Linked DNA regions of Homo sapiens: all the other regions are linked to region 4. Evidence: chromatin loops called from intact Hi-C (ENCODE). Cell type or tissue: HepG2. All regions are shown on one strand. Region 1 overlaps UGT2B15 (UDP glucuronosyltransferase family 2 member B15). Region 2 has its middle 69 kb from the start of UGT2A3. Region 3 has its middle 44 kb from the start of UGT2B11. Region 4 holds the start of UGT2A3 (UDP glucuronosyltransferase family 2 member A3). Region 5 holds the start of UGT2B7 (UDP glucuronosyltransferase family 2 member B7). Region 6 overlaps TMPRSS11E (transmembrane serine protease 11E).

Region 1 (5,000 bases), 290 kb after region 4:
AACATTTTAGTTCTCCATGAGTCCTGAAAGTTTTTCTTCCATTCTAATGTCACAATCTCCAAAATTATCAAAAACTTTTTTTCAAGAGCACCTGTTAGAATTTTATGGCTGAGTATAAAATCGCCTTCTAAAGAGGACCAAAGTAAGACAACAATTGTCTGTGGAGGACAAAAAGTTTTAGGGCAGACTCAGTCAAAGACACAATGGACAAGGAAATTTGTTACCTCTGTGGCACACAATAACTTAACACATATAATTGTTACTGATAACGTACACACTAAGTCATATCAGAATTATAGGAGTTTCCCATAATTTTGGAACACATAACAATAACATACTTATATAAATACAGCTCAAAAAGACCAAACACCATTTCATATTTGACAATGTTTCCTGTATAATTTTTATACAAAATAAACCAAATTATGTCATTTTTGGATGTTAGGGAAACTAATAAATTAAAGGATTACTTAGGTCAGAAAAAATCATAATTTATAATTTGTTTGGAAAATTTCTCAAATATCAAAGGTTTAAAACACTTAATATCACAGGTAAGATAAATCATTCATTTGACTAATGTGGTAACTCAAGGATTTCAAAAAAAGGCAAAAATCTTCATTCTTTGAGAGAGGAGACTCAATTTGCCAAACAATAAGCCCTAATAAAATAGCATGAAGCCAAATAACTTTGTTTTTCAAAATTTTATGAACAATCTATAAAATTCTAATCTTGACCATAAGATATAACTTTCCTCAGCCTTTCATAACCTTTATAATCTTTATTAAGAAGTCAGTTTATGCTTCCAGAAAACCTTGTTAATCTGACACAGGGGCCCATATGTTGGTCTTGCATTAGTGTGTCTTTGACATTAATGATTAATTTGTAAATAAACTAACTTATCTCTCAGTATCAGTTCTTAAAATCTCACACACCCACCTCTTCTGTGATAGTCCCTGGACCTTGAGGAGCTGAATAGCTTTTAGAAAGCACTGTTAGCATTATGCCACAACAAACAGAACTTGAGGAAAAAAACTTATATGAGTTGAAAATGAGTTGAAGGATAGTGTTGCCATTTCACACCCTTTATGGTTTAGCTTTGAAATAAAAATGATAACAGTTTTTTCCCAAAACAAACCTTACTGCCTGTGGACTAGATTGCTTAAGGCCACAGGGTTAGAAGTTATGATAATCTTACTTAATTCAAGATGTGGCTATTTTCATTAAACCAATATCAATGTCTTATTTATTAAAAAATTACACAAGCAAAGATCATTCTGTTTTGGGCTTGGTTTACAGTTTTGTAACCCTTATGTCAAATTTTGACACCTTAAAGTATTTGGCAACAATAAGTATGAAATTGCTTGATTAATAAATGCAAACAAAAATATATGCTGGAAATTCTTAAGACATTTCTAATATTATCATACTTTAGCAATAATTGTAAAGTTATCTTATTTATAAAAGATTTTATTGAAGTTACATAAACTTGAAAAAGCATTTGACTAGTCTTTTTTTTCTGGCAAAGTATTTAATTCAAGCACTTTTATTTTCTTAAGCCAATTAATTAGAGCTCTTTTATATATTTTCAGTAATAAAACACTGTGTACAAAACACATAAATACATACACACATTAAGCATGCCAATAGAAGTACATCTTATAGATTTATGAAAACTACATTTTGCCATATTAGACTTCCAAATTCTTGATAACCTGTTTCAATAGGTAATCTGTATGAATACTTGATCACCATAGGCAGTTGTAAGCTAAATAGTCTTACATTTGCATATTAAAAGAAACCAAGTGAAAATTAAATAGCAAAATTTACATCATAAGGTACAGAGACAAAAAATTTGGTGTGCTGGAAGGAAAATAAAATGGATTCAATTGCCTATTAAACATAAAATTATAGAAATTATAATGGCCTTTTAAATATATGCAAACACATGTACACACACACAAAAGATTCTATGGCTTTTACTTCAGAACTTTAGCCATGAGATAAAAAAAATTGACCAGCTTGCAGACAAAAACCTGTTGAATCCATAGTGTGGTTTTTATCTTAATAGAAAAATAAAAGCAAATTTAAAGCAAGAAGAAAAGAATTTTTTTTAAAAAGAGAGAACTTAGGAACTCTATAGCTTGCAGGACAACCTAGGGTTCTTAATGTATATGTGCACAAAGACCGTATTACCTTCATTTTACATAAACTCTGCCAAGTAGAGGTGTCATAAAACCTACCAAGTGATATCAGGGGGTCATTCTTCTTGTTTTCTCATCATTCTTAGATTATTTGTTTCCCACTTTTTTTCCTAAAAGGAGGAACTGAGCTGTGGCCTAGGGTTTATGTGTGGTGAATCAATGTGTGCTGCTTGTGGGCAGTACTCCACAGTGTGTCACCACTGAGTTGTTTCCACCCTCTTACATGTCTCAGTTTCTCTCTCCAGAGGTGTATGACCTCTGAGAGGGCTCAAAATGCTGGGTGATCTGCCCTCATATGTGTTTCCTGGACTAGCCTTTTTTTAAAAGTTAATTTTTATTGGGGATTTCCCTGCAGGGCCACTCCATGTCACAGGGGGTCAACCCCAAGACACTCCCACAAGGCCCCCAGTTGCTTAGGGGTGCCTTTTGCCTGGGAGGAGCAGATGCCCTTTCACTTTGGAGCTGAGAAAACTCAGTCTCTCATTTTCCTATGTAAACCACAGTTCAGTTTCTCACACAAATCCACACAGACAAGCCAAATGAGATTAATTTGGGGAATAAAAACAATAGAGGAGACCCTTTACAACACATCTCCAAACTAGAATTAGGATTCTTAAACAACAACTTCCTAGGAGGAAAAAAATAGCAACAGTCAATACTACTTCCAGTAAACTGTACTCAGCCACCCCCTACTTTGTAACTCGTCTGCCATTACACATGCCAAGGTAAAATCCTCTCACAGTACAAGGTAATCTGTGGTAATCTCAAAGCCAAAGAGATCAGGTCATTCAACATAGGAAAACAGAGCTTTGGACTGAGAAAAAAATCTGCCCACAACTCTTGGAACTCCACAAAGAAAACAGACACCCCTAAAGGGGTGAGTGGTGCCTTTGTTCTGAATTCTTTAAAAGAGTTCAAGTCATTAGAAGCCTTCTCTAGATTTTTCATACTGCAAATGGCAAAAGGCAAAAGGAGGTATAGGGTGGAGGAAAAGTAAACAAAAGAACATTTGTTTTTTTAAAGACAGGAAGCAAACACAGAAACCAAGAGCATGGTTTTTAGGTTTTGTTTTGTTTTGTTTTGTTTTCTCTTTTGCGTCTGCAAAGAATTTTAGCCAAATTAGACAGGCTTTGTTACCCACAATTTGGAATTCTCACTCAGATTTGATCAAGTCAGGTAAAGTTCATCAAATCTGATGGGAGAAATACTGGAATGTACAAAAAAAAAAAAAAATCCCAGAAATGTGATCACTAAGCACTGTAATGGTAAGGAGAAATTAAGTCCAGCTAGTTGTTAAACATTAACCAAGACAAAACCGCAATTCAGCTGTTTACCTACGGATGGGTTTCAGGCCAAAACTGCCCTCTGCCATCCTAGAATCAGGAAAGAAACCTCAAATTCATCCTCCCTCCTGGGAGCGAGCTCAAACTCCATAGAGTTACCTGCCTTCCATTGTCATGGAAACAGGAAATCTTGCCTTTCTTGTAGGAAGCAAGTAAAACTCCAAAAAAAACAAAAAGGAGTTGTACAGCAAAATAAACTTCAGATCTTGTCTGAATTTTGGGGTATCAGAGATTCTCTGGAGGGGTTGCTCCCAGACCTCAGCCAATTGTCTTCTTTGTTTGAGCCATAAATTTAGCTCATGCTGGTACCAAGCACTGATAGGACATTTATCAAAGGTCAGGGAACCTCCACTCAGAATCTCTTCATGGTTACCAAAATATGAACCCTGAATATATGAGACAGTTCTCAGATAATTTAGAAAGTTTATTTTGCCAAGGTTGAAAATGTGCACCCATGACACAGCCTCAGGAGGTCCTGATGACATGTGTCCAAGGTGGTGGGGGGACAGTTTGGTTTTATACATTTTAGGGATACATGAGACATCAATCAACATATATAAGATGAACATTTGTTCGGTCCAGAAATGGGAGACAGCTAGAAACAAAGGCAGAGCAACTTGAAGCATGGAAGGGGCTTCCAGGTCATAGGTAGATGAGAGACAAATAGCTGAATTCCTTTGAGTTTCTGATTAGCCTCTCGAAATGAGGCAATTTGATATTCATTTATCTCAGTGAGTCAAGGGCTGACTTTGAATAGAATGGGAGGTAGGTTTGCCCTAAGCAGCTTAACTTTTCCCTTTAGCATAGAGTTTGGGTTGCCAAGATTTATTTTCCTTTCACAATCTCATGTGTCTAGCTATTATGTTAGAAATGTCATTATTTCTTTATATACAAAATTGATTATAAAAGTAACGACATTAAACGTGGGTATTCAACTTACCTCAAACTTTTAGTAGTTCTCATTACTTGACATCACTTCTTCTTATTTCTTCATCTTTTATATGGATTAACTAACTGATTATTAATCTCTTCAGAATTCTAACATGCTATGTTTTTAGAGTTCTATTCATTGAACAAGATATTTTCCTTGCCCTAACAGGTTCTATGGAGATTTGATGGCAAGAAGCCAAATACTTTAGGTTCCAATACTCGACTGTACAAGTGGTTACCCCAGAATGACCTTCTTGGTAAGATTCTGGAGAACAAACAGTGAATATATTAGTAACAGCAAATTGGAGTGATAATAGTTCAACATAAAACAAACATATTTAGCATTTATTATTGGAAAACTAAAAAACAAATCAAATTTAACTACTTTATATTTATTTTCCAGTCTTAGTATAAAAAGAATGCACTATAGTAGTTGGCATTTTATTACATACAGTCACATTCTTTATGGTCAGAATAAAAATCTCTTTGTTCAGGTGTAATTTCCTCTCACAGGTTTTAAATAACA
Region 2 (5,000 bases), 69 kb before region 4:
AGCAATATTGCCACTCTGCTGGCAATATTTGCTCACAAACTGTGTTCAAAAATCCTTTTAAGAAAGATTTACTTCATTTCAGGTTAACAGATTATTAATAGAATAAAAACAAATTTCTCTATTTTGTGACATGCATCTTTTCCTTCCTAATTCTACTTTGATGTAAATTTCTGGTGAGACTTTTTAAAGTAGAACTTACCTGAATTACAAGGCAATCTGTGAAACAAGTTCAGTAGTAGGCGTTTAGAAGATAAATACTTTCTAAGACTGAGAAACTAAGCAATGTTGCAAATATTCAGAAAAGGAAAATATTGTGATTTAGACAAAATATTTTCAAATGAAGCAAAGTAACTGTAATTGTACTTAAAACATATCTGTTTGGATAAAAATAAAAGGAATTTCTACTGTCAGAAAAACAATGTCAAGGAACATGAAATGAAGCTAATATAATAAGTGTGAAACTATATAGAGAAAATGAAGATGGTCTATTTGAGAATGTTTAGATAAATAAGAATAGATCACATCACTGCCTCATTGTTGACAGAATGATGCTTTCTTATACTAGAAACTCTTTATATACAACTAAATTATCTCTTGTTCTGGAGACAGCCACATTTACAATAAGACTGAAATTTATTATTCACACATACAAACACAAAATCATTCATCCTTTTCTTTATTCTCTTGCTTTCCAAAACCTCTATTGTCAACACTTAAATCATTATGACATTGATTGACATTGATATGTACCAAGTTAGGGAAAGTTATAAAGAAAGATAGCATTTTAACAGTTGTCTAAGAAATGGGCTTTTTTGTTTCTTATGCTGACCGTTGTATTCCAGCTCTGAGTCCCATGAGAATGTGCTGGTGTGGCCAGTGAAATACAGTCTTTATATCAATTTAATAATGATACTTGATGAACTTGCTCAGAAACACCATGAGGTAACTGTGCTTGTCACCTTCAGCTTCCATCCTCATTGATTCCAACAATTTGCTGTTAAATTTGAGGTTTATCCCACATCTTTTACTGAGAATGAACTTGATTTCATTTTTATGAAATTGATCAAGATGTGGACATACAAGTTCCCAAAGAGTACATTGTTGGCATATGATTCAAAGATGCAAAAAACACATATTATGAATGTTCTGATACTGTTCAAAAGCTCTGTGAGTATGCTGTTTTGAACAAGAAACTTACAAGGAACAACAAGATTCCAGAATTTATGTCATTCTTGCAGATGTCATTTCTCATTAGTGAGCTGCTATCTGAACAGCTTAATCTGTTAAACATTTCTTATACATTTGGTCTACTATCATCCATTTACAACTGGCAGTATGTACCAAGAACTCTGTGGAAGACTTTCATTACCTCCTTCTGATGTAACTGTTGTCATATCAGAACTTAGTACCAAAATACATTTATAGAAAGGTGAAAAATCTTTTCCATTTTCTTCATTTTGACTTTGCATTTGAGACTTTTAACAAAAAGAAGTGGAATCAGTTTTACAGTGAAGTATTAGGTAAGTTAGTGTTTAATTTATTCACTTTTCCTCCAATATGTGGAAGGAAACTTTCCTTTCTTTGTGTCTGTTAGAGTGTGTTTATGAATTAAAATAAAAAATAACCTTTTTTGTTATTTGAAAGACAAGGTTTGGCAAGTTGGTGGAGACACTGAAACCCTCAAACATTGTTGGTTGAGAATAGAAAATTATTCACCCACTGTGAAAAAGTCCAGCAATTCCTCAAAAGGTTACACATATATTTACCACACAATTCAATAATTGCCTTTCTAGACATATACCCAAGAAAAATAAAAACATGCCCAAAGAAAGCATGTACATCAATGTTAATCAATGCTATTCATAACGGCCAAAAGTGGAAGAAAATCAATGTCCATCCACTGATAAATGAATAAATAAATTGTGTTTATAAGTAGCATCTGATACTATTTGGCAATAAAAATATCAACGCTATGCATAATGGCCAAAAGTGCAAGAAAATCAATGTCCATCCACTGATGAATGAATAAATAATTTGTGGTTATAAGTAGCATCTGATACTATTTGGAAATAAAAATGAAATCCTTATATACACTATTCTATGGATGGTCCTTTAAAAACATTAAACTAAATAGAAGAAGCCAGCCACAAAAGACCACATATTATATAGTTTCATTTATTTTTAAAAAGATCCTGAATAAGCATATTTGTAGAGGCAGAAATTAGATTATTGGTTGCCCAGTGCAGGGTGGATGCAGAAATTCAGGTGGGGAGATGATATTTAATATACAGGACTTTTTTTAGATAAAACTGATTGTTATGTTGGATGCACAAGTCTGTGAACTTACTTGGAAATATTTAATTTTATATAATAATTGATGAATCATATGGTAAGTGAATTATACTTCAACAAAGTTTTACAAGATATTCCTTGAACCACGATATTCAAAAATTCTATTTGCATTGTATAATTACTTCATCTCTTATTCTGTGTCAAGGGGCCTGCAGGACTCTCTCACTTGCCACTGTTCTTGACACTATTACAAAATACATTATATAAAACAGGATACTTGCAAGGTCATTAAACTTAGGTGGATGACAGCAAATATAAACATAAAAGAAACATCAAACATTCTTGAGTAAATATGAAGTAATCGAACTTTGTCTCCTTGCCATCCATGTACTCAGGATGCTCATATAATGTATTTACTTTGAATTGAAGGAGTTATGTTTTAACTTGATTGATTTTTCTCTGTATATAAGTATGAGAAAGAAACAGTGACTGGAAAAGAATTATCACATTGCACCAGGATGGCTCTGAAAGGAACTCAAACTTCAGTTCTTCTGCTGATACAACTCAGTTGTTACTTTAGCTCTGGGAGTTGTGGAAAGGTGCTGGTGTGGGCCGCAGAGTACAGCCCTTGGATGAATATGAAGACAATCCTGAAAGAACTTGTTCAGAGAGGTCATGAGGTGACTGTACTGGCATCTTCAGCTTCCATTCTTTTTGATCCCAATGACTCATCCACTCTTAAACTCGAAGTTTATCCTACATCTTTAACTAAAACTGAGTTGGAGAATATCACGATGCAACATTCCAAAAGATACATTTTGGTTATATTTTTCACAAGAACAAGAAATCATGTGGGCATATAATAACATAATTAGAAACTTCTGTAAAGATGTAGTTTCAAATAAGAAACTTATGAAAAAACTACAAGAGTCAAGATTTGACATCGTTTTTGCAGATGCTTATTTACCCTGTGGTGAGCTGCTGGCTGCGCTATTTAACATACCCTTTGTGTACAGTCACAGCTTCACTCCTGGCTACTCATTTGAAAGGCACAGTGGAGGATTTATTTTCCCTCCTTCCTACGTACCTGTTGTTATGTCAAAATTAAGTGATCAAATGACTTTCATGGAGAGGGTAAAAAATGTGCTCTATGTGCTTTATTTTGACTTTTGGTACCAAATATTTGATATGAAGAAGTGGGATCACTTTTACAGTGAAGTTTTAGGTAAGAATTTTTTCAATCAGTAACATGAAGCTCTAACTTCTTTGTGTCTTTGAAGCAGAACTTGTACAAAGCCATAAAGTCAAGGAAGTGGAGTTTTTGGTAAGTGAATTTATGAAATGAAAATACAAGATGGTCTATCAATCTCACAAATATTATAGAAAAGCTTAAATTATAGGGTCAGTGAAAATGCTGTGACCATCACTCATACACAACACCCCAGGAAATCATATACCTATATATTAGTACACCTAAGACTTTAAGCAATTACACATCTGTTTTATCATAGAATGTTTCAGACCTTAAAAACAGCAAGATCCATCAAGTAACATCTAACCAAATGCATAGATTTAGAATGAGTAATTACACATCTTTCTACAACTATCTATATAACTGCAAAAAATTTTCCTTGTAAACCTCAGTTGTCTTATTTAGAAATTAAAAGATGTTCCCATGTTATCAGGAGGTTGTCTTCACAGTAGAGAGAGATAATGTCTATATCTCAGATGCAAAAATCAATGAGGGTAATTTGAAGTTTCAAATGTTTCTATACTCCTTCACTAAAGAATTGGAAATCATTTATTTAAAGTCCAATCATCTCGTTGAAGTGTGAAAGTTGTCTTATCTATATAGTTTATTTGAAACTGTGTCTCTTTATTTAAAAATATGAGACAGATTAAGGTTGAGTACAGATTTGTTTCAATAATTTCTCAAAAATTTCTAGCTATAATTTATAAATATCTTTACTTAATATTATTAAGAAGTTAGCTTGAATCCAAATGAGTAGTTGGTACAATGATTTCAGCCATACTCAAAATAGTCCACGGTTAACTTGAAGAACCAAAGATAAAAGGATTAGCTTAATGATTTGTGTAAACTAGACTATTAGTTAGAAAATTTTTTTATGGTTACAGTAGAATTAATTGATTATGGAGCTCAAAGATTTTTTTAAATATCTAGAGGCTACTATTAAAGTTTTAAAGAGAAAATAAATTGATGTTTAATTCTCTATGACTTATTTTAATAATTGTGAGTATACTGACATGACATTAGAGATGTAGCTTAACCTCACAATTCTCCCACCACTTTGCCTTTCTTATAAATAAACATGGGCAAAATATAGAATACATAAAAAATAAATTATTCCTATATGTATATATTTTTCAAAGCATACAAACTTTACCTACATTTTTGCCTACATTATTCTAACTCCTTTCAGAAAATTACATAAAGTAATTATCTTATGTCATCCACTTTTTCTTTTCTTTATTCATATCAGGAAGACCCACTACCTTATCTGAGACAATGGGAAAAGCTGACATATGGCTTATGCGAAACTCCTGGAATTTTAAATTTCCTCATCCATTCTTACCAAACGTTGATTTTGTTGGAGGACTCCACTGCAAACCTGCCAAACCCCTACCTAAGGTAAACATACTTTCGTTGGTTTTATTTTGTTGGCTTCAAAGTTTCAGTAGAAATGACT
Region 3 (5,000 bases), 220 kb before region 4:
TGTATATAAATTTTTTTTTTTTTTTTTTTTAAGACAGAGTCCCGCTCTGTCATCCAGGCTGGAGTGCAGTGATGAGATCTCGGCTCATGGCAACCTCTGCCTTCCAGGTTCAAGCGATTCTCCCACCTCAGCCTTCTGAGTAGCTGAGATTACAGGTGCATGCCACCATGCCTGGCTAATTTTTTCAGTAGAGACAGGGTTTCATCACGTTGGTCAGGCTGGTCTCGAACTCCTGACCTCGTGATTCGCCCACCTTGGCCTCCCAAAGTGCTGGGATTACAGGCATGAGCCTGTCCCCATTATGTGTATATATTTAGAATGCACAATAATTTATATGGTATGTCTTTAAAATTTTTTTAATAATTAATACTGATTTGTACTATGATGCTTGTCATTTTATTGTAATCTCGAGAGAACTGTTTGTATTTGTTCTAAGGCTGTCTATTCTCTTTAATTAAATGCAGTGATTGGCTAAGATGCTGTGAAGGTGGGAGGCCATCCAGACAGCCGAGCCTGCATACACTGTGAGGCTCCCTTTGGTCTCTGAAGCTGACCACCTGTAGCATAGAAGACTTTATGCTTCTCAGTAATGGTTTCTCATAAGACTTTCCTTGGCCTTCAATTTGGCATTGTCTTTTGAGATAACTGGAATCAGAATCTCATTGGCCTTTGGTATGTTTTCTCCTGATCACCTATGCTGCCCTCACAACATTGTCCAGGGATACTCTGCTTTTTTAACAGGGAACTGAAAGGATAGAGTTCTAAAACCCATGGGAATCATTGAAAGGAGGCGAGAGAAAGAATATTTTTAATGAAAGGGTCATGTTTTCATATGTTATCAGAAGGGAAGGCAGAAAAATTTGCATTTCTCCTATATATATAGAAAATATGTGTTTTTTGCATATCAAATAAAGGCAGCTGTTCCAAATTTTGCTGTGTATTGACACAGTCTTGGGAGCTTTTGACAAGAATGATGCCCATTTTGAATATCAATGAAAACAGATTTTGGAATTAAGAGCCAGATTTTGTGTTTTATAAAGATCTCCAGCAGATTCCAATGTGCAGTACATTGGAAACACTAGGTTAAGGTCTAGATAAACAGTGAACGAAGTTATTATTTTCATTGATATTTAATTAATTATCAGTCATTCCATTAGTTATTATCTAAATTAAATACAAGCTGTCTGTGTATATCAAATCTACATACAGTTTCCATCAAAGTAGTGGAAAACTAAAAAAAAAAAAAAAAAAAAAAGAGTTATTCCAATGTGTTAATACTTCACAAAATGGTGGCACTTCTTGTTTCCATGACAGGTGTACATGAATTTAGTCACAATCTCTTTTCATATTATTTTAATCTATCTCAACAGTGTCACCTATTCACCAGTCCGCGAATGAGTATACGTGGTATCTCTTTTCATAAACAACTTGTGGAGGGAAGTATTTTTGCATTATGAGTGTCTTGCTCTTTTCTTCCACTTCATATTTTGTTCTGCGTGTTTTATCCATTCTATTTATAAGCAGCAATTATCTCCTTAAAATCTATTTTGCTTTATCTTCAAGTTTTGCTTTCCTCAAAAGGAAATAAGTTTTAAATTATCATTATTATTTGTTTTTTTATGTACAAATGTTCTAATAAGGCTACATTAGTGTACTATTATATATGATTTCTTACAGTGAATTTACCAGAAATCATGTTATATGACTATCATAAATTAATTTAATACTTAATAGATTCATGGGACAAGTATTATTATTGAAATGTATATTAATGGGCTCAACTCTCTGTGACACCCTGCCATTATAGGCCTTTAGTCAACTTCTCAATGTAAGAAACAAAATAAATTACACAAGAATGGTTGCGATCATAGACCTGAACACCACAAGCAGATTTTCCATATTACTTATTGCTACTTCTTCATCAATTTCTCATCTGATTTCCTCTAAATGATTTTAAAGACTACTATACATTTAATGATTTTATGTATACATTTTATCTACTAATATTTCAGCTCTGTTGTTTTTATACTTAGTCAGTACTTACATATTAGTATTTTGGAATCTTGCCAGTTAGCCATACATTTATATAAGATGTTTCTATAAAAAAAGAGAAATTTTAAATTCCAGACTACTCAGCTATAACTAAACCTTTGGAGCATGTTCACATTAGGTTGAGCATGGTCTGAAGACACTTAAATCAAATTATAACCCCATTTATTAATACGAATATAAATTTCTATATAAATTATTATAATTAAAATCAAATAATGGCCTAATGGATTATTATGTCATCACCAAAACTATGCCATTTTTATTTTTTCTAATTGCAAGAATTTCTTGGCATATCTTCTAGTCTTTTTAAATTACATGAAATATTACAAACTGACAAAATAGTATAAAGTACTTAAATAAGTGCCTATAGTCTCATTACCTAATATAGAACATAAGAGTGTATTGCCTTGTTGTCAGTACATATCCTTTGAAAGTGATATGTGGTGTGTAGGTGGAGGGAGACTGATGTTGGCAGAATAGGAAAGCCGTGTTCCTTTCCTCTTCACAGAGAAATGGACTTAACAAATATATATATATATATATATACCAAATTGCCTTTATGAAAATACTCCAGAAACAATTTCAAAGATTTCAGCACCCCAGGCAAGAGCAAAGCCAAGAAGAACTTCATTGAAATTGCTAAGAAATTTCACAGAATTGGCTCACTATAGAGTACAGCCAGTACAGCATGGCACAGTTAGGAGAAAATTCCCTAGCCATACCTTCTCCCACAGGAAAGAAAGAGAAGAGTAAAGTGTGTTTTAATGTTCTAGTTTTTGGAGGGGCTGCACAAGGGGCTAGTTTCTGACACCTAACTCAAAGAAATCACAGGAACTAGCAGAATTTGGATGCCTGTGATCTACTGAGAACAAAACCACGAGTGGCAGTGTTAAAAAGGCTGCCCTACCACAGAATGACAGCAGAGGGAGCAAAAGACTACAAACTCCTAAAGATGAAATAGAAAAAAAAAAAGTTTATCTGGGTAATTACATACAGAAGCTGAGAGAAGACACATTCCCAGAAAAGGTTTGAGAGACCTGCAGAATCTCTAGCTGGGCTGACTGGTGAAGACAGTCTTTTGTATCAAGCTAAGTAGTAAATAATGGGAGATGCAGCTATTTTTTCAAATATCCAAATTGCAGCAAAAGAACACAAGGCAGCAAGGCATACATACACCCCCCCCCCCACACACACACACAAACACACACACCACTAAACCATGGCCCAATGAAGGGACCAAAATAAACTTCTAGAAAATAACCTCAAGGAAATGAAGATCTATGAATTATTTGTCAAATTATTCATAATTATCATTTTAAAATACTCAATTAGCAAAGAGAGAACACAACTATATAAAATAATAAAAATAGTGCCTATAAAAATGAAAACATTAACGAAAAGGTAAAACTCTATAAAAAAAGAACCAAGCAAAAATTCTGGAGCTGAAGAATACAATAACTGAACTTTTAGCATTCACTAGAGGAGAACACAAGAAGACTTTATCAAACAGATAAAAAAAAATACACACTTAAGAACATAGGTTATTTGAAATTATTCAGGAAGGGGAGCAAAAATTTAAAGAAAAAATTCACAATAAAAAAGTGAAGTCAGCCTAAACAACTTAAAATACACCATCAAGCTAACCAATAAAGCATTATAAGAGTCCTAGTAAAAAAAGAGTAAAATATTGGGGCAGAGATTATATTTGAGAGAAATAGTGAACAAAGAATTACCAATTTTGCAGAGCATAATAGGCATACAAATTCAAGAACTCAGTGAAGTTCAAATGAGAATAATCCAAAGAAGTCTGCAACAATGTACAAGGTAATGTTTCAGAAGTCATAAGCAAAAAGAAAATCTTGAAAGCAGCAAGAAAAAAGGGACTTACCACATGTAAAGAAACTCCCATAAGATTATCAACAAGATTCTCAGCAAAAATCATGCAAACCAAAAGTAAGTGAGATAATATATTCAAAATGCTGCAAGGAAATTAAAAAAAAAAGTTTTTCAAATGAGAATAACATCTGGCAAATTTGTCCTTCAAAAATCATAGAGGAATGAAACTTTCCCAGATTTAGAAAAAAAAAATGATGAGGGATATAATCAACGCTAGACTTAGAAGAAATATTAAAAGGAGTCCTTCAGATTGAAATGAAAGTATGCTGGGCAGGTCAGGCGCCGTGTCTCATGCCTGTAATCCCAGCACTTTTACAGGCTGAGGTGGGCAGATCACCTGAGGTCAGGAGTTCGAGACAATCCTGGCCAATGTGGTGAAATCCTGTCTCTACTAAAAATACAAAATTAGCTGGGCATGGTGGCAAGCACCTTTAATCCCAGCTACCTGGGATGCTGAGGCAGGAGAATCACTTCAACCTGGGAGGTGGAGGTTACAGTGAGCCAAGATTGCACCATTGCACTCTAGCCTGGGCAAAAAGAGTGAAATTCTATCTCAAAAAAAAAAAGTATGCTAAGCAAAAGCACACAAAAATAAATATTTCACTAGTAAAGGAAAATATATAATCAAATATGGAGTTCTGTAGTTAACGTTGGTGCATAAATTACTTTTAGTTCTGATATGCAACTTAAAAAACAAAAGCATAAAATAGCTATAAGTGTACATAAATTAATAACAATATAAGAAGATATCTTCAGTGATATTAAGAATATTAAGTGGGGATGAGTGATGTAAAGGGACAAAGTTTTATATGTGATTGAAGTAAAATTTTAATCTTTAAAGTTTTTTCATTTCATCTAAAATAGTTTGTTATAATTTTAAAATGCTTCATGTAATCCTCATTCTAAACACAAAGAATACACATAAAAGATAGAAAAAAGGATGCGAAGAAGGAATCAAAAATTATGCATACAGCAAAAATTTGTAGTATGAGAAAACGTTATAGCAAAAAATAACCATATTACAAATGATGAAACATCTCAAATAAGCAACC
Region 4 (5,000 bases):
ACAACCTCCAAGGAGAAAAAAAAGAAAAAATGTTCAGAATAAATCAAGGACTATATACCGAAAGGAGATCCAGGACTCAAGAGGACATACCAGTTCCACTGGAGAAGAAGCTCAAAATTGGAGAGGCATTCAGTGGGCCTCTGTTGCTACCTTAGCTTCAAGTTCAGGCAAGTTTTATGGTGTCCTGAGTTTTGTCTGAGGCCCCACATGTTCAAGTGTCAAGTTGTTATTGATGAAAAGAGTCGAACACTTTAAAATATTTAAAGAGGTTTATTCTGAGCCAAATATGAGTCAGTAATGGCCTGTGATTTATCCCTCCAGAGACCCTAAGAACATGTCATCATGGTGCTCAGGCTACACAGTTTTAATGCAATTTAGAGTGACATTAGACATCAATCCATACATGTAGGTTATATATTGACTTGGTCTGGATAGGCAGGACAACTGGGAGTGGGGCTTCCAGGTCATAGGCAAATTCAAGGATTTTCTATTGGCAATTGGTTGAGTTATATTGTTGTCTAAGTTATAGAATTAACAGACAAGAATGTCTGGGTTAAGATAAAGGGCTGTTAATACCAAGGTGTTATCATGCAGATAAAGCTGTCAAGCAACAGGCTTCAGAGAGAATAGATTGTAAATGTTTCTTATCAAAATTAGTGAGTCTGTTCTATTGGTTTTAAAGTCTGCGTTGATGGTAGTGCTAGTGAGTTTTTCCTGAATTCAGAAAGGGGGGAGGGTATAATGAGGCATATCCTATCCCACCACCCCACTTCTCATCATTGCCTCAACTAGTTTTTGAGATTAACTTTGAAATGCTCTTTGCTGAGAGTAAGGGTCCGTTTAGATGGTTGGGGATTCCTAAAATTTTATTTTTTGTTCACATCTACATACAGTTGTTGAAAATTTGAACAGTAACTACAGGAAAAATAACCCAGTTAGATGATATTGATTCTGAAAACTGCTCTAAGTTTTGTGCATAATATTTTACCTAATGTCATTATCAAACTTCTGCTTATTAAGACAGAAACCACAACCATGTCTTTTCTCCTACACATTTTTTCCTATCTCAGATATTATCAGTAAATTCAAATTTTAAATTAATTTCTTGCATTTAACTATTAACAATTTATGTTTCATTCTATTAGGTTGACATGTCTCAGTAACTAATATATAATTTTTATCGTTTTCCCTGTTTTAAACTCTTACCTTTACATACCACTCTGTGTTGAGATGCAAGAGTTTCTTGCTAAAGAAAAGGTTGATCTTGTGACTATCCTTTAAAACTTGAGTAAATAATTATTTGCCTATAAATTATGATTCAAACTCATAATTTTTTATTTAAAATTATGTTCTCCAATTTCAAACTAACTTTCTTCTGTAACGTCCTGCTCTGAACTTTCTCTGTGACCACTACTCACTGGAATGATTTTCAAATATCCTATACTTTTGTATGCTTCTATCGATTGTGAAATGCTTCCTTTGGCAACAGTAAATCCTATCAAAGCTTTCATCTCACCTCCTAAGTCAAATGCCTTATTAAAGCTTTTATTATTTCATATTAAAGCAATTGTGCATTTTCCCCTCTGAAATACTGAACACTTTGTACTTATTATATAAAATTAGTCAAAATAGTTACCCAAACTCTCTAAGTATATTCTCAGTAAACCTTTGTATTGTCCTTGTGAGCAAGGGATGTGAAACATGTGCTGTCCTAAACCATCTGATGCCTTGGACTTAGTGTGGAATGAATGTAAGTGTGATTGTGTGCATGTTTCTGCACATGAATTATTAAATCTAAAGACTTGAAAAATTTTTTTCTTTATCATCAATCCAGGTAATAAAAGTATATTTATGTATTTTATTTCTAAGTTCTAGAGGGTTGGAACAACTTTTCCCTGATACATTGCATTTTTTTGATACCTTCAGTACATGTTAAACTGGCAACCACCAGTGAACTTTACTCTTAAAATATTAATTTTTAACTTCTGTGCTTATATTGTCATTTCAACTCCTTGCTTAGTAACTACAAAACCATTGCAGATCAGTGTGTGAGGGAACTGCCATCATGAGGTCTGACAAGTCAGCTTTGGTATTTCTGCTCCTGCAGCTCTTCTGTGTTGGCTGTGGATTCTGTGGGAAAGTCCTGGTGTGGCCCTGTGACATGAGCCATTGGCTTAATGTCAAGGTCATTCTAGAAGAGCTCATAGTGAGAGGCCATGAGGTAACAGTATTGACTCACTCAAAGCCTTCGTTAATTGACTACAGGAAGCCTTCTGCATTGAAATTTGAGGTGGTCCATATGCCACAGGACAGAACAGAAGAAAATGAAATATTTGTTGACCTAGCTCTGAATGTCTTGCCAGGCTTATCAACCTGGCAATCAGTTATAAAATTAAATGATTTTTTTGTTGAAATAAGAGGAACTTTAAAAATGATGTGTGAGAGCTTTATCTACAATCAGACGCTTATGAAGAAGCTACAGGAAACCAACTACGATGTAATGCTTATAGACCCTGTGATTCCCTGTGGAGACCTGATGGCTGAGTTGCTTGCAGTCCCTTTTGTGCTCACACTTAGAATTTCTGTAGGAGGCAATATGGAGCGAAGCTGTGGGAAACTTCCAGCTCCACTTTCCTATGTACCTGTGCCTATGACAGGACTAACAGACAGAATGACCTTTCTGGAAAGAGTAAAAAATTCAATGCTTTCAGTTTTGTTCCACTTCTGGATTCAGGATTACGACTATCATTTTTGGGAAGAGTTTTATAGTAAGGCATTAGGTAAGACACTTTTGTTTTATTTTTAATTTAGTTATCAAAAGAAATATTTTTAAAAATTGTCATACATTGTCTATGACATATATATGCAGGTCAATGAGTTTTTTTAGAAAATGTTGTAGCTGTTTTTCATAAAGAAAGTGTATTTGTTCTAAGCGTAAGATAACCTACTTTCTTAATACCAGTAATATACTTAAAAATGATCATCAATAACTAAGAGATTATATTTTGTATTTCCTCCAAATAGCGCAAATCAACATCACATATTTTTGAGAATCACTGATTGTTAGTCTGAATTTTATAGAATTTCTATTGAAATAAAATGCTAATCATTATTTTCTCTCTCATCATGTATTTAAGAAAATCTTCAGAAGGTCTTCTTTGAATTAATTTTTCAAGAGTCATTAAATTGAACATTTTCTAGAATTCTTTAATTTCTTAGGTGATTACTTCACAAAAACTTGAAAAAATATTATAAAAAGTTAAAAGACTTACGGTCTTGTGGGGCATAAGATAGTAGAATTTTTACTTTACTGATATACACCTACTTGACTTATTTTTATTTCCTTGCTTTACTGATAAAAAGTTGTTTTGCTTTGCAATTTTCATATAGTTGTGATCAGAGCTGGTCAATGCAAGACATGTTTTTATCCAAATATGTTTGAGAATTATGTAGAAACATGAAAAAAGGTACAATTATATTCGACACTAAAATATTGTTTAATGTATTCCAACGAATTCTTATGCATAGACTGTTTCACAGAACTAATATTCAGAGGATCCCAGTTCAAATGTCCTTAGCCTTAGACATGATTTGAATTTACATGTATTGATTTGCTTTAAATAATTTTCCATTCAGTAAGCTGTGCCTAGCTGCAGATAGCCTACCAGGCTTTATGGATCTAGGTAAACAATACAAATCTCTTGGCCTCAAGTCTACATTCAGATATTAATTTAAAGGGGTACAGCTATATAGAGGTCACTGGCAAATTTTGGTAAAATAGGATTATAGTAAAAGCCCCCTGACAAGATTGAAATTTAAAATAAAACAAAAGTGTTATCAAAGGGGTGAAAGAGCATTTTCCAATAAACAAAAGTGGGTTCTGGCCATGCATTCAGAAATTCCCCAACAATTCTTTAAAAATCATGGAGCAGCTTGATATATAAGAAATTCATTTAATAACTATATTTATTATGTAGCTCCAACTTACTAAATTATTGATTATTATATATTTTATAGAATTATCTATTGTGAGTCTAAATCAAGAGTATATATTCAAACAACTATAGGAAAAGGGATATCAGTCAATTTCAATTCAAGGATTTATTTCCATAAGTGCTTACGCACAGGTGTATTTCATTTTATTATACATTGCTTTATTGTCCTTCACAAAAATTGCAATTTACAAATTAAAGGTTTTTGAAAACCTTGAGTCAAGCTAATCAATTTGGCGTAATATTTCCAACAGCAAGTGTGTACTTTTGACTCTATCACATATTGGCATTTATCATGCTTTTTCAAATTTTTCATTGTTATATCTGTTACGGTGATCTGGGATCAGTGTTCCTTGATGGTTACACGTTTATTAGCTTGGGGGCACCTTGATGTGTTACAATATAAGACAGCAAACTTAATTATAAATGTTGTGCATGTACTAACTGCTCCGCTGATTCGTTTCCCCATCCCACTTCTTCTTAGGCCTCCCTATTCCCTGAGACACAGTAATATAACATACAATGACTTCTAAATGTTCCAGTGAAAAGAAAAGTAGCAGGTCTCTCAATTTAAACCAAAAATATAAAGGAATAAGTTTAATGAGTACTATAGTTTAGATATGGTTTGCTTGACCCTACAAAATCCTGTGTTGAAATTTGATCACCAATATTGGAGGTGGGGCTTGATGGGAAGTGTTAGGGTCATGAGGGTAGATTCCTTATGAGTACATTAATGCTCTCCCTGGGGAAATGGGTGAGTTCGTTCTCACTCTATTAGGTCCCAGGAGAGATAATTATTAAAAAGAGCCAGGAACATCCACCTTCTTTCTCTTGCATATCTCTCATTATCTGATCCCTGCACTTGCTGGCTCCCAACATCTTCTTCAATGAGTGGAGGAAACCAGAGGTCTTCACCAGACACAGATGTTGGTGCCATGCCTCTTGTATACCATGAAGAATTGTGAGCCAAATAAAAACCTTTTTCTTTTACAAATTAGACAGCCTCAG
Region 5 (5,000 bases), 150 kb before region 4:
GGTTGGCTCTTTACAGTCTGGCCCTCCTGCAATTTAATCCATTGAATATCTTGAAAGCTCTCCTTTAAAAAGAGAATCTTTTCATATATTTTTATTTCTTAATCTTTTTAGTAGTTTTTCAATGTGCTTAATAAATATTTCAACTCCTAATACGTATCTGGCTCTAATTTGCCTCTCACCATCATCCGAGTCTTAGTCTCTCCCTGCAAACTAAACTTGAGGACTTGAGAACTGTCCTGACCACTTTACCTGCTTCTTTTTTTTTTTTTTTTTTTTTGTCTGTCTCTCCCCGTCATTCTTTTACCTATTCCTGCATATTGTTCAGCTCTCATCTTACTAATCAGTGACTGCAGGATACTTTCTATTATCTCCACTGATGCTTTCTTGGTATTGCGTTTTTCCTTCAGATAATAGTTTTTATATAATTTTTATTACTTGCACATATTCTATCTTTTGAAGTAGAATGTAAGGTATGTGGGGACAGAAACTGTGTCTATTTTTTTCTCTGAAAATTCTGCACTTACCTGTGTTTTGTGCTAATCCCTTTGTAAATATTATTTGATTGGATGACCAATACCTTCTTAGGTATTGCATAATGAAGACTTTAATTTAACCAACCCTATTTTCAAAGTCTCCTTAGTATTCCTCTCTATTTGTAATACTCATAAAACTCATATACGTGTGATGGTATTAACGTGCACATGAGTTTCTAATTGGTATCTGCTTTACCCCACCCATTTCCCATCTTTCTTTCAGTGTAAGTCAAACACTCTGAAAGAAGACTATAGAATCATTTCTACTGAAAATTCAAAGCCAACAAAATAAAACCAACAAAAGTATGTTTACCTTAGGCAGGGGTTTGGCAGGTTTGCAGTGGAGTCCTCCAACAAAATCAACATTTGGTAAGAGTGGATATGGAAACTGAAAATTCCAGGAGTTTCGAATAAGCCATACGTCAGCTTTCCCCATTGTCTCAGATAATGTAGTGGGTCTTCCTGACAGGAATAGAAAAAAAAAAGGTGGATGACACAAGATAATTACTTTAGGTAAATTTCTGAAAGGGGTTAGAATAATGTAGGCAAAAATGTAGGCAAATATCTGTGCTTTGAAAAATATATACACATATTCATATATAGATATAATTTAATTTTATGTATTACATATTTTGCCCATGTGTATTTATAAGAAAGACAAAGTAGTAGGAGAATTGTGAGGTTAAGCTACATCTCTAATGTCGCATCAGTATGCTCATAATCATAAACAATTATTAAAATGAGCCATAGAAAGTTAAACAGAAAATTTCTTTTCTCTTAAAGCTTCAATAGTAGCATACGGACATTTAAACAACTCTTTGAGCTCCATAATCAATTAATTCTACTCTACCCATAAAAATAATTTTCTAAGAAATAGTCTAGTTTACACAACTCATTAAGCTAATTCTTTTATCTTTGGTTCAAGTGAACTGTGGACTATGTTGAGAGTATGGCTGAAATCCTTGTACCAACTACTCTTTTAGATTCAAGCTAAGATCTTAATAATATTTTTAAGTAAATATATTTGTACATTATAGCTAGAAATTTTTGAGAAATTATTGAAATAAAAATTTGTACTCAACCTTAATTTGTCTCATATGTTCTAATAAAGAGACATAGTTTCAAAAAACTATGTAGATATAACAACCTTCACACTTCAACAAGATGATTGGACTTTAAATTAATGATTTCCAATTCTTTCGTGAAAGAGTATAGAAACATTAGAAACTTCAAATTGCCCTTATTGATTTTTGCATCTGAGGTATAGACATTATCTCTCTTTACTGTGAAGGAAACCTTCTGGTAATATGGGAACATCTTTTGATTTCTAAATAAGAAAACAAGTTTACAAGAAAAAACAATTTCTGCAGTTATATAGATAGTTGTAGAAAAATGTGTAACTACTCATTCTAAATCTATGCATTCAGTAAGAAGTTATTTGATGGATTTTACTGTTTTTAAGATGTAAAACAATGTATAGTAAAACAGATGTGTAATTGCTTAAAGTCTTAGATGCACTAATGTATAGGTTTATGATTTCCTGGGGTGTTCTGTGTGAGTGATGGCCACAGGGTTTTAACTGACCCTGTAATTTAAGCTTTTCTATAATATTTGTGAGATTAATAGATCATCTTGTATTTTTGTTTTATAAATTCACTTACCAAAACCCCACTACCCTGACTTTATGGCTTTATATAAGCTCTGCTTCAAAGACACAAATAAGTTAGAGCTTCATGTTACTGATTGAAAAAAATACTTACCTAGAACTTCACTATAAAACTGATCCCACTTCTTCATGTCAAATATTTCGAACCAAAAGTCAAAGTAAAGCACATAGATCATATTTTTTACCCTCTCCATGAAAGTCATTTGATCAGTTAATTCTGACATAACAACAGGTACGTAGGAAGGAGGGAAAATAAATCCTCCACTATGCTTTTCAAAAGTGTAGCCAGGAGAGAAGCTGAGACTGTACACAAAGGGTATGTTAAATAGCTCAGCCAGCAGCTCACTACAGGGAAAAATAGCATCTGCAAAAATGACGTCAAATCTTGACTCTTGTACTTTTTTCATAAATTTCTTATTTGAAACTACATCTTTACAGAACTTTCTAGTTATGTCACCAAATATTGACATGATTTCCTGTACTTGTGAAAAATATAACCAAAATGTATCTTTTGGAAGGTCTGACCATCTCTTAATCTGTTGCATGATGAAATTCTCCAACTCAGTTTTAGTTAAAGATGTGGGATAAATTTCAATTTTAAGAGCGGATGAGTTGTTGGGATCAAAAAGAATGGAAGCTGAAGATGCCAGTACAGTCACCTCATGACCTCTCTGAATAAGCTCATCCAGGATTGTCTTTATATTCATCCAATGGCTGTATTCTGCTGCCCACACCAGCACCTTTCCACAATTCCCAGAGCTAAAGCAAAAGCTCAGTTGTATTAGCAAAATTACTGAAGTCCATTTCACAGACATCCTGGTGCAATGCAATGCTTGTTTTCCAGTTGCTGTTCCTTTCTGTCATTTCTCATGGTTATGTCCAAAGATAAATTAGCCAAGAAGTTAAAATGTAACCCTTATAAGTCAAAGTACATACAATATCATTAAATCAACAGTCTGAGCATGTGGATGGCAAAGAGACAAATGAAGGTAAATGATCTGTTCACACAGATGTGATTAATTTCCCTTTTATGTTTATGAGTGCTATCCTTCAGCTAATATCAAGGATCTTGTATGGACATGCCATCTGTCTTATGCAATATATTTTAGAAGAGTGTCCAGAACAGTAGCAGTGACAGATCTTGTTTCTGCAGTCCATTTGACACAAAACTAAAGATTAAATGACTAAACATGGTCCACATATTTTTGTAAACTTTGTTGACATGTAATTTAAATATCATACTATTTATCAATTATTGTGTAAAATTTAATGTTTCATAGTATATTCACAGAATTGTGCATCTACCATAACAATCAGTTGGAGAGCCCTTTTATCTCCCCAAAATAAGCCCTATAGTCCTTAGCCTTTTTCTCTCCACCCCTAGTTTCTGCATTTCCCCTGTCCTAGGTAATTGCTAATTGAATTTCTATCTCTATAGATTTGCCTATTCTGGACAATTTTTAATGCATAGAATCATACAATATGTGGTATTTTGTGACTGGCTTCTTTTATGTAACATAATATTTTAAAGGTTCATTTATGATATAGCGTATACATGTTGATTCTTACAACCATCATGTAAGATATTGAGAGTTTCAAGATGACACTATCTTTTTAAACTTTGTTAAAGTAATCAAAGATAAAGAAAGAAAAAGAGAAAAGTAAACCAAGCTTGTAGTACATTCAGCATTAATCATTAGGTTAGCTTGTTCTCCGACTCACTTCCTCACAGTTATTTGGCTGTTGTCCTAGAATTATGCAGACCCTGTTACAAGACTATAGTTCCTCTTAATCCTTCTATAAATATTAACTTAAACATTATGAAATGATCAACTTTCCTTTTGAGGTATTCCTTCAGGTCCAGCATACTGCTAAAACTACTGACTCGGCTGGTCTGAAGGATCTCACTGATGTCAGCTGATCTGAAAGACTTCACTGATGCCAGCTGATCTAGAGGACCCCACAAGGAACTGACTCAGCAAATAATGTAGTTTCTTGTTCTGATGACTTTACCCTATTACCCTGACTAATCAATTACCCAAATTTTCCAGCCTATCACCATCTATGATCTCCTTAAAACCTCCAACCCAGAACTCCTTGAGGAGCTGGATTTAGGGTTCTCTTCTTATCTCCTTGCTCAGTGCCCTGCAATTATTAAACTCCTTCTTTGCTGCCAAATCTGACGTCTCAGTGTAATTGGACTATTATTGGACAGTAAGCATATGAAACTGTTGGTCCTATAACAAAACTTTAATGGAATAAGTAACTGCAAATATAATAAAACTAGAAAGATAACTATAATTAGAAGTGGAACTTAATGATGTAACAGAATTGATGAAATCTCATGATAAAACAAATAAGTGAGGAGTTACTACTTTTGGAGGGGCAAAGAAACTTGTTTCCTGAGATGGAATCTACTCCTGGTGAAGATGTTATGAACATTGTTGAATGACAACAGGAGATTTAGAATATTACTTAAACTTACTTTATAAAGCAGCGTTAGAGTTTGAGAGGATTAATTCCAATTTTGAAAGAAGATCTTCTATGGGTAAAATGCTATCTGACAGCATTGCATGCTAAAAATATCTTTTGTGAAAGGGTGGGTTAATGTATGTGGCAAATGCCATTGTTGTCTTATTTTTAAGAAATTGCCACAGCCATGCTAAGTACTAGCGGCCACCACCAAAATGAGTTAGCAACCATCAACATTGATATGAGAATCTTCATCAACAAAAGTTGCACTGACTGAAGACTCAGATGATCATTAGCACTTTTTAGCAATTAAGTGTTTTTAAATTAAG
Region 6 (5,000 bases), 450 kb after region 4:
TTACACTGTAACTATATACAATTTTTATTAGCCAATTATACTTTAATAAAATTGGGGGAAATTAATTAGTTTTTAAAAACAGTAAGTGGAGAGTTAAATTTTACCAGGATCATAGTAAAAAGCAAGTGTCACAGAGTGGTGGAGCAAGAGAACAAGCAGGTGAGGGGTATATGCAAGGCAGTGAGTACAGTGATTGTAAAATTTAAGCTGACTACATCTACGCCAAAGAGGTACTGATTAATGTGTTAGAGACAATTAAGAGAGAACTTCTGATTACATTTCACAGGTCTCTGTCTTTCACTCCACCTTGAGTTATATAATAAAAATTACATTAGGACAAATTATAGAATCATAGTTATAAAAAGTAAGAGCAACAAATATTTATTGATTGTGCTCCTAAACTGGAATCCATTCCACAAATACAGTAGAAGCTGATACAGATGTGTCAGAAAACTCTTAAATATAACATGTATCAGAAACTAAATTCAGGTATAAAGATTCTCCATATCAACCATGTCTTTAGTCTATGTTTGATTGTGTACCCTGTGGAAAGGTGAAAAACAGACTTTATATCAACCAACATAAGATACATGGAAGTGCCATGGTAGAGTCCATGCAGAATTACAGAAATTGAGCAGTAATACCTTCATGAAGGAAATACTGTTCATTCTTTTCTACCCAAAGCCATTTCTTCTTTTTTATTTCACGTATATTTATTTGTTTGCTTTTATTACTCTTTATTTTTATTTAATAAATCTTTATAGAACAACTGCCATAAACAATATTATAGTTTCCTGTGAACTGTGAAGGATATAAAAATGAACCAGTTAGTGTCCCCACCCTCATGGAGTTTACAGTCTAGTTGTTGAAATCACATCTGTCTGCACATGTGAAATACACAGGTAGATATTCTAAGTACAGAGAGTTTTACAAGTAGTAAGGAGCCATGTGAAAAGAATATGGCCGTTTCTTAAAAATCTAAACATGTACTTACCGTATGACCCAGCATACTCTAGGCCATAAATCTCAGAAAAATAAAACTTATGTCCACACAAAAGCTTACACACAAATCTTCATAGCAGCTTTATTTGTAATAGCCAAAACCTGAGAACAATCCAAATGCCCTTCAGTGGGTATACAGTTAACAAACTGAGGTACAGCCCTATCATGTAATACTACTCAGTAATAAAAAAAGAATTAACTACTGACACACACAACAACTTGGACAGATCTCAAGAAAATTATACTGAGCGAAAAAGCCAACCTGAAAAAGTTACATATTGTATAATATATTTATATACCATTCTTGAAACAATAAAAATTATAAAGATGGAGAGCAGATTAGTGGTTGCCAGGGATTAGAGACTAGACACAGGCCTAGGGAGGGAGCTGGATGGCTGTCGGTAGCGTGATGTAGCCTTGTGAACAAACTATCTGTATCTTGGTAATCACATGAATCTACATATGTAATTAAATTACATAGAACTAATTACACACACACCTACACACACATATATAATTGATTGCATCCTAATAAAGTTAATGGATTGTCTCAATGTCAACTTCTTCATTGTAATATTATACTACACCTAAGCAAGATCTTACTATTGAGGTAAACTGAGTAAAGGGTACACAGAATCTCTGTGAATTATATCTTACAGTTATATCTTAACCGTATCTGAATCAATGATTATCTGAAAATAAAAAAAATTAATGGTAAGGAAGTTCAGAAGAAACGTATAGTACATCCACTTGAGGAAGTAAAAAAAGGCTTCAGGGAAGAGGCGACATTTGAACTACACCATAGATCTTGATATAATCCAGCCACTCGGTGGTTAATAAAGTTTATCATTTTTTAAAATTGAAGTCAAAAGTTAGAATGAACCCTCACATTGACAGACCACTTTGATAAATATGTTTCGGAATTATCCCAGTAAAACTTTTTGTAGAATCAGAAATTTTTTTAACTAGCACATTTTGTTGGTCTAATTATCTTGTCATTTCAAAAAAAAAAGGTATTCAGCCTGTTATAATCAAATACCATATTTTTTAAAACAAGAGTGTAGTTTCATTATAGCAACAGTTATTATTACTATGGTCTCTTGAACACCTACTAATGTTCCAAGAACTGTGCTAAGCACTTTTTAAACATTCACAGTTTTATTTCCACAACAATCATTTGAGCAAATATCATCTCTATCTTACGGGTGAGATTATAGGCTTAGATAAATAGTAACCGGCTTAATTCACTCAGTGTAAAATCTGGGATTACTTTTAAAAATCAATGTGTAAATAATAATAAAGCTATGTTTTCTGCATAATGTAAAAATAAAAGAGTCATTCAACAACATTTATTGAAGGACTGTTATATACAGAGTACTTTACTAGTGCTGTAGGAAGAGAGATCGAAGATATAGAAGAGGAACTGCCTGCCCTCTTGAAAAAAGTAATAAATATTATCGTCACATCTTCTTAACTATCTCCAATGAAACAGTTAACACAGACATGCAGATAAAACCCTTTGGTAATTACTTTTCAAAAGAAGTTACCATTTTAGAAATGTATTACCTATTTCTCTATGTACATAAAGTTTGAACTATCGCTCATATTTTCACTTTGACCCAAACTTCTATTTCTCAAATCCTTTGTAGAAGGAAATATCAAAAGTATTTCTCTTAGGAATAAGATGTCATTGCAAAATTAAGCTTTTAAAATTTCTTCTTAATTTAAATTGCTCCAGGTGCTTTTGCAGAGGGAGTTCCTCAAATCATGCAACATAAATTTTATTTTAGTTTGGAATCAAATGTCCAGAAATTTGAAAAATACGAATAATGATGTAAATCAACACGAATTAATTTTTAAACGCCATTTGCAAAGAAAAACTGTATTCTTTTGGTTTCACGAGACTCTAATTTCAGGTACAGTTCTCATTATTACTTACAGATCTAGACATCCTTCTTGATGTCAGGCTTCCCCATAGCTTCCTACAGCTTGTGGGTGCCACCTAGAGGCCCAACTACAGAATACACTGAAACAAGAGGAATCCATTTTTAACAGAACACTGAGAGTAGTTTTAAAGGTACTTATATCCTTGCTTAAAATTCAAGGTTTTCCTCAATTTTGTTTTTTCCCAGAGCATTTTGCTAAATGAAACAAAAATAGCTTATGCAAAATATTTAGCACTATCAATTCATGTCAGTTTTCATATTTTTGCCAAGTGCCTAAATGTTATCAGTTCATACTCCAGTGTTATTCAGATCAATAAACTTAAATTTTTCGTGGCAATACTGGTTTTCAGGGTAATTATTGTACAATATAGAACTTATATGAGTAGCTATATGCAATGAGGACAGACTTGGTGAAATCTCACCATTAACATGCCGTACATCATGGTACCAGTCCTAACTTCATTACGGTCTGGATTACTTGAAAGCTGTGTCTCTAACAGCTCAGTAATAATTTACCAAAACTAAAAATCATGAAGGTGGCCAATATCATGCTTTTACTCTTCAGTTTTGTTATCCAGGCAGTTAGCCATTCAGTGTCACACTAGATGCAGCAGTGAGGCAGCTTCCAGGATATTTTCTCTATGGTATCTTTCCATCTCAGCGAAGAGGAGTCTAACAGGACCATTAACCATGTATGAACTGTAAACACAGCAGCAGGGGAAGAAAAATATCTACAATCATCTCAAAATAGAGGTCTGAGCCCCAGTTCAGTTGCATGACTAGACTGTACACTAACACCTGGATCTCATTCCCTTCAAGGATTTGCTGTTTGGGAAAGTCTTAGATGAATAAAACCTTTCCAGTCAATTGTTTGAACTCTTCGTTCCCTCCCATTCCACAACACAATTATTTTAGTACATAAGCATGCTGATTGTTATTAAATTAATTTTCATCCTAGCCTCAAATTTTAAAAAAATTTACAATAAATTGACTAGTAACATTTTTCCCATCTTCCCCTTCTTTGTGGATTATCATATCATAATGTCAAGCAAATGGGTGATTTATATTTTATTGTTATATGTTGACATCCTCAGTAACAATGTTAAATAAATATTTGCTTTAATTTGCTTAGAACAAGTACATTGCATGAAGTTTGTATAATTATTATAGGTCACAAAAAAACAGAATCTTCTTCACATTTATCATAGTAGTTGTTTGGAAATGAAAATAAGGATATATCTTGGCTTCTTTCTGGATTTCCTTAACTTAGTTCCCATACTTCCTAAATGATGAAGTGATTGGTATTCTGCTGTCTTTGCTTGACCTTTCATAATGAATATGATCATTTCTAATATTCCACTAAGAAAAACACCTAATACTTTTCTGTGCCAATAAAATGTAGGGGATTTTTTTCTTCTTATATTTTCTTTCACTCCTTGTTCTGCACCTTGAAAATGGATATTTGCTGAAATGAGAGGAGCTGAGGAACTGAAGAAAAGGAGTGCTTCAAATTGTATATATGCATTACAAATTTATGTCAACAAGTCAAAATTCTGACAAAACTTCTAGAGAACAAATGAATACAGGCTGTAATGTAATATTGTATTATCTATTTCTCTATGTACATAAAGTTTCAACTATTGCTCACAGATGACAGAGTTGATCTGGCAGAAGCAGGATGCTTATGTGCGGAACAGAGCTGGGAAGAAAATACATGCATCAAGCAAACAGTTTATTGAGATCAGTCAAATCTAGCTGTTTTGCAAGTCTTCTCCAATTCTGTATCTCTAAAAATGGCCTCCACACCCAAAAAACAAAAAAAAATGTTATCTGTTCCATGAGGCTTTTCTCTCTTAGATACCAGTTTTTGAAGTAATCCAGTCCCGCAAGGCCGTAACTCTAGTATAAACACCAGGCTTGTTGGGTTTCGCACATTCATCTCCCCAGCTCACTATTCCAGCAAGGTACCAGATATCTCTAGCATCTGAACTAACCAGTGGTCCTCCAGAGTCACCCTAAAGGAGAAGACAGAAATTAGTAATTCATAATTCA

What was found. A loop is a pair of places that touch in the nucleus more often than their neighbours do. Peaks named below come from ENCODE experiments on the same cell type or tissue, not always from the same donor. Only the 100,000 strongest peaks of a DNase experiment are listed, where the experiment ranks them.
Region 1: it touches region 4 in a loop (8-fold over the local background); 3 of 110 quality-filtered maps call a loop at or near these places.
Region 2: it touches region 4 in a loop (10-fold over the local background); 3 of 110 quality-filtered maps call a loop at or near these places.
Region 3: a loop joins it to region 4, with 3 times the contacts of the local background. A loop is called at or near these places in 2 of 110 quality-filtered maps.
Region 5: a loop joins it to region 4, with 12 times the contacts of the local background. A loop is called at or near these places in 3 of 110 quality-filtered maps.
Region 6: it touches region 4 in a loop (16-fold over the local background); 3 of 110 quality-filtered maps call a loop at or near these places.

What each region holds. Positions count from the first base shown.
Region 1 is chr4:68,654,826-68,659,825 of GRCh38, reverse strand. UGT2B15 (UDP glucuronosyltransferase family 2 member B15) reads left to right here. Exons shown (of 6, transcript NM_001076.4): 4 at 4,644-4,731. Among named protein-coding and RNA genes, the nearest start is that of UGT2B15, 13 kb to the left of the region's middle. In HepG2, no CTCF peak of the experiment used is centred here; DNase peaks (open chromatin) are centred at 945, 3,025 and 3,515; H3K4me3 peaks cover 754 bases.
Region 2 is chr4:69,018,181-69,023,180 of GRCh38, reverse strand. It overlaps the pseudogene UGT2B27P and the pseudogene LOC100422020. Among named protein-coding and RNA genes, the nearest start is that of UGT2A3, 69 kb to the right of the region's middle. In HepG2, no CTCF peak of the experiment used is centred here; DNase peaks (open chromatin) are centred at 2,590 and 3,300; H3K4me3 peaks cover 676 bases.
Region 3 is chr4:69,168,670-69,173,669 of GRCh38, reverse strand. No RefSeq gene overlaps it. Among named protein-coding and RNA genes, the nearest start is that of UGT2B11, 44 kb to the left of the region's middle. In HepG2, a CTCF peak has its summit at 2,982 (motif pointing right); a DNase peak (open chromatin) is centred at 2,999.
Region 4 is chr4:68,948,826-68,953,825 of GRCh38, reverse strand. It overlaps UGT2A3 (UDP glucuronosyltransferase family 2 member A3), which reads left to right and starts at 2,022. Exons shown (of 6, transcript NM_024743.4): 1 at 2,022-2,780. The coding sequence starts at 2,066. In HepG2, no CTCF peak of the experiment used is centred here; DNase peaks (open chromatin) are centred at 1,485, 2,135 and 2,545; H3K4me3 peaks cover 2,718 bases.
Region 5 is chr4:69,094,535-69,099,534 of GRCh38, reverse strand. It overlaps UGT2B7 (UDP glucuronosyltransferase family 2 member B7), which reads right to left and starts at 3,061. Exons shown (of 6, transcript NM_001074.4): 1 at 2,294-3,061; 2 at 847-995. The coding sequence starts at 3,014. RefSeq lists an enhancer at 719-1,095. In HepG2, no CTCF peak of the experiment used is centred here; DNase peaks (open chromatin) are centred at 884, 3,074 and 3,954.
Region 6 is chr4:68,496,606-68,501,605 of GRCh38, reverse strand. It overlaps TMPRSS11E (transmembrane serine protease 11E), which reads right to left. Exons shown (of 10, transcript NM_014058.4): 10 at 4,002-4,963. The coding sequence ends at 4,802. Among named protein-coding and RNA genes, the nearest start is that of TMPRSS11E, 52 kb to the right of the region's middle. In HepG2, a CTCF peak has its summit at 3,002 (motif pointing left); a DNase peak (open chromatin) is centred at 2,995.